Regions from separate parts of the Homo sapiens genome. Here region 1 is linked to region 2. The links are chromatin contacts, found by Hi-C or POLR2A ChIA-PET in ENCODE. All regions are on one chromosome and are shown on one strand. Each heading gives the region's core, a stretch centred on a gene start or an enhancer-like site at or near the end of the contact. The rest is flanking DNA. Distances are from core to core; before and after follow the strand shown.

What was found. Hi-C counts contacts between places; a loop is a spot of excess contacts on that map. ChIA-PET counts read pairs that join two places held with the same protein, here RNA polymerase II (POLR2A). Pooled maps may share reads with other maps.
Region 1: a pooled map shows a loop between it and region 2 (9-fold over the local background). The contact joins the promoter of SEPSECS here to the promoter of ADGRA3 in region 2. A Hi-C loop is called at or near these places in 6 of 50 pooled maps. POLR2A ChIA-PET finds 5 or more read pairs at or near these places in 2 of 52 experiments (A549 and common myeloid progenitor, CD34-positive).

Annotation. Positions count from the first base shown.
Region 1 is chr4:25,156,371-25,162,524 of GRCh38, reverse strand. SEPSECS (Sep (O-phosphoserine) tRNA:Sec (selenocysteine) tRNA synthase) reads left to right here and starts at 2,076. Exons shown (of 11, transcript NM_016955.4): 1 at 2,076-2,269; 2 at 3,418-3,572; 3 at 5,551-5,669. The coding sequence starts at 2,156. It overlaps SEPSECS-DT (SEPSECS divergent transcript), which reads right to left and starts at 1,853. Exons shown (of 2, transcript NR_037934.1): 1 at 1,772-1,853. RefSeq lists an enhancer at 1,813-2,112 and a silencer at 2,223-2,392.
Region 2 is chr4:22,512,535-22,518,164 of GRCh38, reverse strand. ADGRA3 (adhesion G protein-coupled receptor A3) reads left to right here and starts at 2,099. Exons shown (of 19, transcript NM_145290.4): 1 at 2,099-2,637. The coding sequence starts at 2,381. It overlaps MIR12115 (microRNA 12115), which reads right to left and starts at 2,853; the gene lies at 2,780-2,853.

The DNA of each region.
Region 1 (6,154 bases), core at 827-3,326, 2.6 Mb before region 2:
CTCATTTTAGAAAGTATGCTAAATTCTTGTTGTTTTGTGGTTTACCTTTCTGTTTAAAGTAGTTAAATGCTCTATGTCATTCAACAAATATTTATCAAACAGCTATTATGTATTTAGTGCTGTGCTTTGAACACAGATATTGGTATAGCCCTTGTGAACCAGGAGTTCACAGTCTAGTTGAGACAGAAAATTAACAATTGAAATGCAATTCAACAAATACCATAAATAGACTGATTTATATTAATAGCTGGATGCCATGGGAACATGCAGTAGAAACAGTGATGAGCTGGTACATGTTGAACAACTGACTTCTAGGGGAGTGGGTTGGAGTGTAAGGGCCTGATTAGCGGTGTTTACTGATTTCCATGGTGTAAATGCTCCCACCATGGCCAACGTGACATCATCAAAAGAGGAGTTGGAAGATGTGCAGTAGTATAACATTACATTGAATTTCCACCATATAGATAAAATGCATGTAAATAACCTGAAGAGCATAGATAATAGTAAAATGTAAAATAATTAGGAAGTGACAAATTTTGAGTATTTTTACTTTTGCTTGTAATATAATTTTTGAGTGGCTGTATTTGAAAACTAGCTCACAAAATTACTGAACATTTAACAATCAGCTCTTGCAAGTGGGTGTGACTCAGTGCAAATGGACAAACCACCAGGTGAAAGCAATGTCAGGAATTACTGTAGGCTCACATAAGATGAAGATTGTAAGGAAACTGGAGGCAGGGATCTCCAGCAGTGAACCTCTAAGTTGTTGAACTGTTACAGCACTGCCAGGTTCCTATGCCGGCTGTGCAGAAACAGACCAGTATTCCGACAGCAGGCTTGCAGCAGAGAAAGTTTTAATAATCACAAGTTACAAGCCAGGAAACAGGAAGAGTTCTCAAGCTTCAATCCATTTCATCAAGGGGTTCTAGGCAAAGTTTTTTAAGGGGATTTGTGGAGGGTGAGGGGCTGGAAAATTTGGGGTTATCGATTCGTTGGGGTAAGGGAGATGAAATCATTAGGATGTGACAATTGCATTCCTCCATGAATCAGCTTTTTATTGGGCCTTCCAGACAAGTTGGCGTCCTTAGTTTTGTTGGTATGCGGGACCTAAAGAAGCAATGCAAACAGAAAGCTTATCTTCTCATAATGTCTTAGATTTTATCTTCAGAGCAGAAAAAGAATGAAGAGTCTTGTGACAAGGGCCACATTCTCCTGGGGTAGTAAGTAGCAACCAGCTACAAGAAAGTCGGCCACACTGCAAGCTGGCTTAATAACAGCAGCTGTAAGCCTAGTTGGATTTTTTTCCCCTCCTTAATCAATTTTACAAAATGTTCTTGGGGATAGTTTCAGAATGGTCAAACTAATTCATTAATTCAATATCAACTTTTTTTTTAGGCCCTACTTTATTCTGGGCACTGTTTTAGGTGCCCGGGGGAAGGGGGCACCGCAGCAAAAACCGAGGTCCTGCCGTTAGGTTAGAGAGTTTACATTCATGGGTATGGGTGTGTGTGTGTGTGTGTATAAACAAACGTCTGGCATGTCACGTGGTGAGTAGTAAGTGCTATGGCTAAACAGTAGTGTCAAGGGGAAAATGAGTGGGGCACTGCTATTTCCTATGGGGTTGTGAGGCAGTAATAAGTGTGGAAATGTATCAAAGTAAAGATCGAAGGTTCTGGCATCTGACAGTTTGAATAAGGCGGAAGCACAGACCCTGCACAGATCTCAACCATCCAACAGGACTGAAACACAGAACTTGGAAAAACCCACGTACCTGCTTCTTACTCTGCTCGCCCGGTCTGCACAAGTGCAAAATCCTTTCCTGAAGTTTGTGTCAGGAACACCAGGGTTTAACTAGACGAATCAGCCGCAGCGGGGCGGGGCTAATTTCAGTCCTTCCTTTGCCAAAAGTCAGCGAAAAGCGCGGACTCCCTCGCGCATGCTCAAATACGCCAACTTCCTCCTGGAGCGCCATCTGAGAAGGTCTGCGCATGTGCACGAACGAGAAGTGTTTTTTTTGTTTTGTTTTGTTTTGTTTTGTTTTTTGTCCCAAGGCGCTGCCGTACCGTCCAGGCGGCGAGTTGCATTCTGGTTCCGTCGTGTGTCTGGCGTGTGGAGCTAGTGCTCCCGCTTATTCGCCACTGTCGCCACCGCTGTCATGAACCGCGAGAGCTTCGCGGCGGGAGAGCGGCTGGTGTCGCCGGCTTACGTGCGGCAGGGCTGTGAGGCCCGCCGCTCGCATGAGCACCTCATACGGCTGCTTCTGGAGAAGGTACCGAGCTGTCGGTCCCCTCCCCAGCCGCCGCGACCCCGGGGCTCTGGCTCCGCCGGGCGTCCCCGCTGGTGCTGCCTCACCGGCAGCTCTTCGCTGCTTGAGACTAGTCCCAAGTCTGTCTCAGCTTGGCTTGCCCTAGCTGACCGACTGCGGTCTGTGCCTTCTCAGCCTTGCCAAAGCCAGTGAAAGCCAAATGGTGTTGTTAGGAGGGGGTGTTGGGGTCGGGGTTTTGAGTCCCGCTGTTTCTAACTTCGGGATGCGGAAGTGAGGGAAAGTCCCAGTGTACTTTTTTATTCGCGGAAAGGGCAAAGTTCGCACCTCCATCTTTCACCAACCCTCAACGACTCAGAACACATAATGGTGTTTGTAGACTGTATGCTAACTCGAACCACGAGCTTTCCGCGGAACTTCACAGGTCTCCCTCCTGCCAGCGTTCATGTATTTTAATTTCATTAAAAGTTTTGTTGTGTTTTGTTTTTTTGAAACAGAGTCTCGCTCTTTCGCCCAGGCTGGAATGCAGTGTGACGATCTCGGCTCACTGCAGCCTCCGCCTCCCGGGTTCACGCCATTCGCCTGCCTCAGCCTCCCGAGTAGCTGGGACTACAGGCGCCCGCCACCACACCCGGTTAATGTTTGTATTTTTAGTAGAGATGGGGTTTCACCATGTTGGCCAGGCTGATCTCAAACTCCTGACTTCAAGTGATCGGCCATTCTTGGCCTTCCAAAGTGCTCGGATTACAGGCGTGAGTGAGCTACAGCGCGTGGCCAAAATTTCACTGAAGTTTGACAACTACCGCCCTTCTCCACGTCCCACCGCCCCAGTCGTAACGCCCTGGTTTGAAGCATCTTCACTGGGGATGTGTTGTATTGGTTTTCAGTTAGTTTCACTTACGGAAATTTAAATATCTCAGTAAACCTCATTGTATGCATTTATCATCACTTCTCGAAATCTGTAAATAATTGTAATCAAATGTACAAACGTTTTGCCTCTTTGCGGTCTCTATACAGTGGTGAATTTATGCTTGAATTTTAGAAAACAAGCAGCGTGGCAAAATACACGTTAAAAAGAAAAACTGTATTCCTGTAGTATTCTAGAGAACGGTAGTTTTATTAAATATAATCATAAGTTTTTTTTTTTTTTTAAGGGCAAGTGTCCAGAGAATGGCTGGGATGAAAGTACACTTGAACTCTTTTTACATGAACTTGCAATCATGGACAGCAACAATTTCTTAGGCAATTGTGGTGTGGGAGAAAGGGAAGGGAGAGTGGCATCCGCACTGGTTGCTCGTCGTCATTACAGGTATCTTTTTTTAAGTAGTACAGGAGATACATCGTTTATTTATTTTTGGTTCAAAATAATGGCAGCAGTATTTATCTTATTAGATTATCAAATGTCAGTTTGTAAACCACTTCTTCCCTGCTCTAATGGATATGTAAGCCAAATGCAACAGGGAGATGGAAACAATTTTATCTCAGCAGGTGCTTTTCAAAGACAATAGAGTAAAAACTAAGTGGGGGTTACCCTGTCAGGTTCTGGGTGACTAACACAGGCTATACGTTTTCTTAGGAACGGTTACCCTAATAAACATATCTGGTTGTAAGAGTTCAAAATCCATTAAGGTTGTTTATAGCTTTCCATATTTCTTTTCTAACATTTGTAGTGTTTTTTTTTTTTGAATGATTTATAGTTATCAACTTTAAATTTTGTTTTAAACTGTGTTTAAACTGAATCTCATTTTATAAATACCTCTGTTGCAATAGATACAGGGAAAGGTGTATTAGATTATTAAGTGACCTTTTTCTTTTGCATTATTGCAGAAAGCTTTTCATCAATTCTGATAACGATTTAATTGGTAGTTAATTGGTAGTTAATATGATCACTCATTGCTCTGTCCACTAACCTTTCTGTGAAGTGTAAACTCTTTTAAATGAAACTCCTGTCTTCCATGCTTTTACATTATAATGAAAATTTCCTGGGCATCGTAGAATTTGTATTTCAGTAAAAACCACTGCAGTCAAAACTGATGATAATGCCTAACTTGGATGAAAATTTCAGTTAACAGTTTGCTGATAACATGGTTGATAATATATGTAAGAAATGTTTTGTACATGAGATTTCAGTGGTGAGGAAGTACAGCACTAGTATTCTTCGATAATCCTCCTATACCGAATTTCTGATATATTTGACTGTCAATTAGAAATTACTCAAATTACGAAAGGGTTTTTTATTTTAAAGAGTATTGAGAGGTATCTTTAAACAATGTATAATATTGTCTAATTTAAAATGAGATTTGCACACTGATTTTCTAGGAGCATATAGTTCTTTTAAAATTAAGGCAATATTTGAACCATCATTGGAACTTAGCCCAGTGTGGAATTAGGGGAAAAGTAAAGAAAAAAGATAATTTGGCCGGGCACGGTGGCTCACGCCGGTAATCTCAGCACTTTGGGAGGCCAAGGCGGGCGGATCACGAGGTCAGGAGATCCACACCATCCTGGCTAACATGGTGAAACCCCGTCTCTACTAAAAATACAAAAAAATTAGCCGGGCGTGGTGGCGGGCGCCTGTAGTCCCAGCTACACGGGAGGCTGAGGCAGGAGAATGGCGGGAACCTGGGAGGTGGAGCTTGCAATGAGCCGAGATCGCGCCACTGCACTCCAGCCTGGGCGACAGAGCGAGACTCCGTCTCAAAACGAAAAAAAAAAAAAAAAAGATAATTTAATATTTCATGTATTCTAGTTTTCTATTGCTACAGAACAAACCACCCTAAAATTAAGTGGCTTAAAACATTTATTGTTACCTCTCATAGCTTTTTGGATTAACTGGGCTCAGCAGGGTGAGTATTGCTTTGGGTCTGTCATGTAGTTGCAGTCAGATACTGGCTGAGAGTTTAGTCATCTGAAGGTTTGCCTAGCATGAAAATTTCACACAGTTACTTCTGCTAGATTCTTCCTGGCCAAGCAAGTTACTAAATTCAGCCCAGATTCAAGTGGAGAGGAAGTAGACTCCATCTCTTGGTGTGGGAGTAGCATGTGGGCATAGGGAGAAAAAGAATTGATGGTGGCCGTCTTTGGAAACTAGCTATCACAGCATAATTGATGAAATTATTTCAATTTAAGTAGGAGAGTTCCACATCATTAATAGTTTGTGACATATATCTGTAACAGCCAAATATTGCTCCTGGTGTTTTTTTGGTTATTACATTTGCATATTTGTACATTGTATTACTCGGAATGCTGAATGTATTTGTCCAGTTTTTGGCCCATTTTTTGCTTAGGTTCATTCATGGCATTGGACGATCCGGTGATATTTCTGCTGTGCAACCAAAAGCTGCAGGCTCTAGCCTTTTGAACAAAATTACCAATTCTTTGGTCCTGGACATTATAAAGCTGGCTGGTATGTACCGTCTTAATCATAATGCTTTTGGCTGTCTGGACACACACACACACCACTGACTCATTTCATTTATTATTGCCCCTTTCCAAAAAGAGTATGAGTGGCTTTTGAAAAGACTTCTTTTTTTTTTTTTTTTTTTTTTTTTTTTGAGACGGAGTCTAGCTCTGTTGCCCAGGCTGGAATGCAGTGGCGCGATCTCGGCTCACTGCAAGCTCCGTCTCCCGGGTTCACGCCATTCTCCTGCCTCAGCCTCCCGAGCAGCTGGGACTACAGGTGCCCACCGCCACGCCTGGCTAATTTTTTTTTGTATTTTTAGTAGAGACGGGGGTCTCACCGTGTTAGCCAGGATGGTCTCGATCTCCTGACCTCGTGATCCGCCCGCCTTGGCCTCCCAAAATGCTGGGATTACAGGCATGAGCCACCGCGCCCGGCCGAAAAGACTTTTTTTTTTTAAATAAAAAGTCTTTAGAATAAGATAGAAAATC
Region 2 (5,630 bases), core at 850-3,349:
TGACCCATCACATGTGACCAGGTGTGGAATTTTGCACTTGAGGTATTACTTGTCGGAACTCAAAAAGTTTTGGATTTTGGAGCATTTCAGGTTTTGGATTTTTGGATTAGGGATGCTCAATGCTCAATCTGTAGTAAGGTTTTATCTTAATCAAAAAACAGATCATTATTTTGTTAGGGAATAATAATTCTTCAGATAAATTCAAGAGAAATGTGATCCATTTCACCCACCTTAACACAGAGGCACCAGTGTGCCTGCTAAGGTTATTTATAGATCCGAAGTCACTTAATGGTGCAGATAATCTCCCACTTTTTCTTCCCATCATAGTGTCTGGGCTTATGTTGTTCAACACCAACAGGGTAGCCACTGGGCATTTAAATTCAAATGTAAATTAATTAAAATGAAATGAAAAATTTAATTCTTATTGCACACTATCTACATTCCACACACTATGTAGCCACAGTTGGCCACCATATTAGACAGCAAAGAACTAGAACAGCTATACAATCACAGAATGTATTATTAGACAGCACTGGACATGGTTGGGTTGGTCAAATGAACTGCTATTCAAATTTAATACAACACTGATAAATGATAAATGGAGACCATTTATTTACTTCCCATTGAGAAAGCTCTAGCCAGATAAACAGATTCCTGCAAATTGGTCCCTAAGATAAATTTTGTAGGGGCCAGAGGCAGTAGTGTCCTTAGACCCAAGCAAGAAAAACCGTGTTCTAGGCCCTCCATTTTAGAGGACACCAACCTGACTCTTCTTATGGGGTGAAAAATCTCCAGGCCAGCACCCAAAGCCTGGGTACCCACTATGTCCCCAAGACCCAGGACCCTGGAATTCCCTGACTGGTATTACCAAAGCCACTTCTTGGCCCTGAGCTAGCTTCTTCTGAGAACTGTCCTCCCAATGAAGGACCCAACAACTGGTATAGGCACACCTGAGATCCAGACGCAGACAGAGGGTGGCTGTTAGAAAGTGTGAACAGAACTTGGTTTTGTGGGCTGCGGTGTTCACACACAGGTACAAAAAATCCCCTCTTGTCCTTGAAGATAGCTGGGCACAGGAAGCAAAGACGGTGAAGGTGTACAGGCCAAAGGTTTGGATCTGACTCTTTCCCACCTGCCATGTTTCAGGGAGAAACTCCAAGGTGTCTGAGAATCCTGCTTACAAACCTTCCAGGTTGTTATGAAGGTAATTTCTCAAGGCAGGAGCACAGAATATATTTTATTAGCATGATATAGTCCTTGTAAAATTTTAAACATAGGGTAGGTAAGCCCTGGGCTTGCAAATGTTAGGGCGAGGCTGGAAGTCAGAGTAATCAATTCTGTTGGGGTTTCTTGGAGGGTTTGCTCATTATTGCTCGAACTGGTGAACATCTCAAGTATCTTTGCCTGTCGAATTTCTTTCAAAAGGCTGCCTTTCTAGTGAGGTCCAGATGCATCCTTTAGAGACCATCGCTGTTGTTGCTGAAGGCCAGAAACAGCTTCAGATTGTTCACTGTATTGAAGAGGAACCTGTTTACTGGCTCCAGTGTATTTGGGACAAATAAGACTACCATAATGAGGTGAGAAGGCGATTCCTTCCGAAACACTTGGTTTTGGGTACTTTTCCCATAGGGTTGGTCAGGGAAATTCCCTACTCTCGTCCCTACTCCATCCTCCGGGCCAGGCTCCTTGGGCCACATGGGCAGTCTCCAGGAGCGCACAAGACTGCTTTGTCCTGTGCCCGCGGTGCGAGCGCGGTGGCGGCGAAGGGAAACGAGCAGGAGAGTGGCCACCGCGGGTGGAGTTTGGACTCGAACTTTCCTCCGTTCGGACTCGAACTTTCCTCCGTTCTCTCTACGAGTTACTGCCTTCCCGCGGGCTCCCCACAACTCCTGCCCGGAGGCCGAGGCCCGGGCGCGCACCGGGTCGGAGTCGGGCTCGGCAGGTCCCGGGAGCGCGCGCCTCCTCCCCGAGGTCCCGGGCAGCTGCAGACACGGGGAGAGCAGGAGAGCCGGGAAAGAGGAGGGGAAGGGGCGGGGGCGGCCGCCGGCGGCGGGCGGGGAGGAGCCGCCGCGCGCGGGTCCTGGCCAGGGGAGGAGGCAGTGGCGGCGGCGGCGGCGGCAGAGGAGGAGGAGGAGGCGGTGCTCGCGCCGGGCGGTAGAGCGGCGCTGGGACCCATGCGGCCGTGACCCCCGGCTCCCTAGAGGCCCAGCGCAGCCGCAGCGGACAAAGGAGCATGTCCGCGCCGGGGAAGGCCCGTCCTCCGGCCGCCATAAGGCTCCGGTCGCCGCTGGGCCCGCGCCGCGCTCCTGCCCGCCCGGGCTCCGGGGCGGCCCGCTAGGCCAGTGCGCCGCCGCTCGCCCCGCAGGCCCCGGCCCGCAGCATGGAGCCACCCGGACGCCGGCGGGGCCGCGCGCAGCCGCCGCTGTTGCTGCCGCTCTCGCTGTTAGCGCTGCTCGCGCTGCTGGGAGGCGGCGGCGGCGGCGGCGCCGCGGCGCTGCCCGCCGGCTGCAAGCACGATGGGCGGCCCCGAGGGGCTGGCAGGGCGGCGGGCGCCGCCGAGGGCAAGGTGGTGTGCAGCAGCCTGGAACTCGCGCAGGTCCTGCCCCCAGATACTCTGCCCAACCGCACGGTCACCCTGTGAGTATCTCCCGCGACGCTGGGTCCTCTCCCGCTCGGCTCTTTCTTATCTCTCCGCTCAACTTTGGAGCAGGGTCCAGCCGGCACCCACGCGCCTTTGTGTGGAGCTGTAGGCAGGGGGCGGTGCTAGGAAAGACCTCGTGTGCTTGGCATGGGTGCAGTTCAGGGAAAGGCAAGGGAATCTGCGTCCGAGCTGCCTCCCAGCTCCACTAGTTTGCAAAGTAAAGTTTTCGGGTTCTCAGGCGCTCCCCGCGCTGTCCCCGGCGCAGCGCTTTTGGGCTGCGCGGTGCCACGTGAGGATGCAAGTAAACACGCAGTCAACAGAGTTAAAGCTCATTCATCCTGGGCTTGGGTTTCCAGAAAACACAATGCTTGATTGCAAGCGCCAGTCCTTCTGCTTCTTTGCAAATTAAGTTACACTTACGTGGTAGAGTTTGCAAAACACAAGGACTGTGTGCGAGCCCAAACCCCAAGACGCTTCCTTTGCCTTTTGCTATCTTAGTTTTATTACAGTTAAAGAGCACCTTTTAAGATAGAGTTGTTATTAAGGGCTGGAAACATTTCAGATCAATCTGTTTATGTACCTTGCAGTCCCGTTTTCGTGTCTGTGAGGGCTTATATTTAAAAGCCAGGAACATTGGAACTGAAAACCGTGGGTTTATTGAGCCTTCCAACTCGAGGGATTTTTGATTTTCGGATTGAGTTTCCACCTGGAAGGAAAAATTTTGGTAACTCACTTGTGCTGGGATTCACGGTTCAGTTTTGCAAACGTAGTTTTGCCAATTCTAGCTGAACAGTTGGCCCCAGTGACTGTCGAGTTTGTTTTCAGAAGGATGAATTGGTTTGGAAAGTTTTGAGTCTAAGTGTTTCTCATGGGTATTTTGTTCAACTGAAATGTGAGTCCCTTGGCTCGGGGTTCCTCTATGTTGTTTTGGTTGGTTTCCTAAAAAAAGAATCAAGGCAGCCACTATACAAACATGAATGCAAGGACCGCAGCATGATCTATGAAAACACTTAAAGTATGGTTTTAAATGTAACCCAAATTCAGCAGGAGTATACACAGGTAGGCCAGGTATACATTTCATTACTAACACTTTTGTTTACCTTCATTTCCATTTTTTGAATTAGGAAACGTTTAACCATGAAAATTGTGTCTATGTGTCTATTTATGGAGGCATGAAGATGGATGAAAGAGTTTTTGTTTTATTTGACTCCGTTACTAACACGTTACCATGTGGTGGTGGCAGCAGTTATATTTATTTATTTCTTAGTCAGATTCTTTGAAGTGGAAATTTTCGGTATGGGACTTTAATTACAGTCCAAATGGAGAAAATCCCAATGTTGGAGGAGATTTTCTTTGTTACTCTGCAAAAATTAGTCATCATGCAGTTATGTTATAAACATTTAGGTTTTGGGTCAATGAGTGACATTTACGTTGACTCATGTTTAGGTCCAGTTTTTCTGACCTAAAAGTGTCCACAATTTCAGCTGGATTAGGTCAACTACTAGTAAATTGTTGATTTTGCGTTGCAGAAAAAAATAGGGGATATGGTGGTAAATTGATTTTCAGCATATTACCAATTAAACTATTTTTCTACAATTTTTAGAAACTGGTTAAAATATAAGTAACTATGAAATGTCATTTCAATCCAGTTTTTTTTTTTTTTTTTTTTTTTTTTTTTGCCTGAAAGCTTTTTAGATGAAAATAAAGTTAAGGTTGGGCATGGTGGGCTCACACCTGTAATCCCAGGGCTTTGTGAGGTCAAAGCGGGTGGATCCCTTGAGGTCAGGAGTTCAAGACCAGCCTGGCCAACTTGACGAAACCCTGTCTCTACTAAAAATACAAAAATTAGCCAGGCGTAGTGGCGTATGCCTGTCATTCCAGCTACTTGGAAGGCTGAGGCAGGAGAATCACTTGAACCCGAGAGGTGGAGATTGCAGTGAGCCGAAATCGCACCACTGCACTCCAGCCTATGTAACAGAGTGAGACTCCCATTCAAAAAAAAAAAGAAAAAAAAAATTTGTTTAGTGAATGGGAAGAAGATACAATTAAGGATCAATTAAAGCTGTTCTGCTGGTTGTGGTGGCTCATGCCTGTAATCCTAGTACTTTGAGAGGTGGAAGTGGGTGGATCACCTGAGGTCAGGAGTTCGAGACCAGCCTGGCCAACATGCTTAAAGCCCCATCTCTACTAAAAATACAGAAAATTAGCTGGGCGTGGTGGCGTGCACCTGTAATCCCAGCTAGTCGCTACTCGGGAGGCTGAGGCAGGAGAATTGCTTGAACCCAAGGAGAAGGAGTTTGCAGTGAGACAAGAAGGCACCATTGCGCTCCAGCCTGGGTAACAAGAATGAAACTCCATCTCAAAAAAAAAAAAAAAAAAAGAGGAAAGTTGTTCTGGCTGAAGAGGGTTCAAGGTATATGAGGCCCCCTGTAGAGGGGTCTTATGGGCCAGTTTCCTCATTTTACTGGGGAAAGAGTTAGAGTTACTGTAGATAAGGGACTTGCTCACCAGAATTCTCATAGTAGCATCAGAGTCCACGTCCCAGATTCCTGTCCTGCAGTTCAGATGCTTTCTCATTCCTCACCTTGCCTTCATCTTAGTTGAGCACAGTTTTTGTTGAGTGGCCTCTAGGTAGTAGGTAGCGTGTTGAAGTTTGGACTGTGTGTTAGTGCCTAGGGCTGCTGCAGATTACTACAGGCTTGGTGGCTTGAAACAACAAATTTATTCGCTCATAGTTCTGGAGGCCACAAACCCCAAATCAATCTATTAGCAGGGCCATGCTCTCTCTGAGGACTTTAGGAAGAATTCATGCTTGCGTCTCTCATCTTCTGGTTTTCCTTGGCTTGGGGCAGCATCACTTAAGTCTCCGCATCTGCCTTCCATTGGCCTTCTCCCTGTGTGTCTGTGTGTCTCAAGTCCTCTCCTTTCTCTTATAAGGATACCAGTTACTGAATTTAGGGTCCACCCTAGGTCCAGGATGATCTCATCC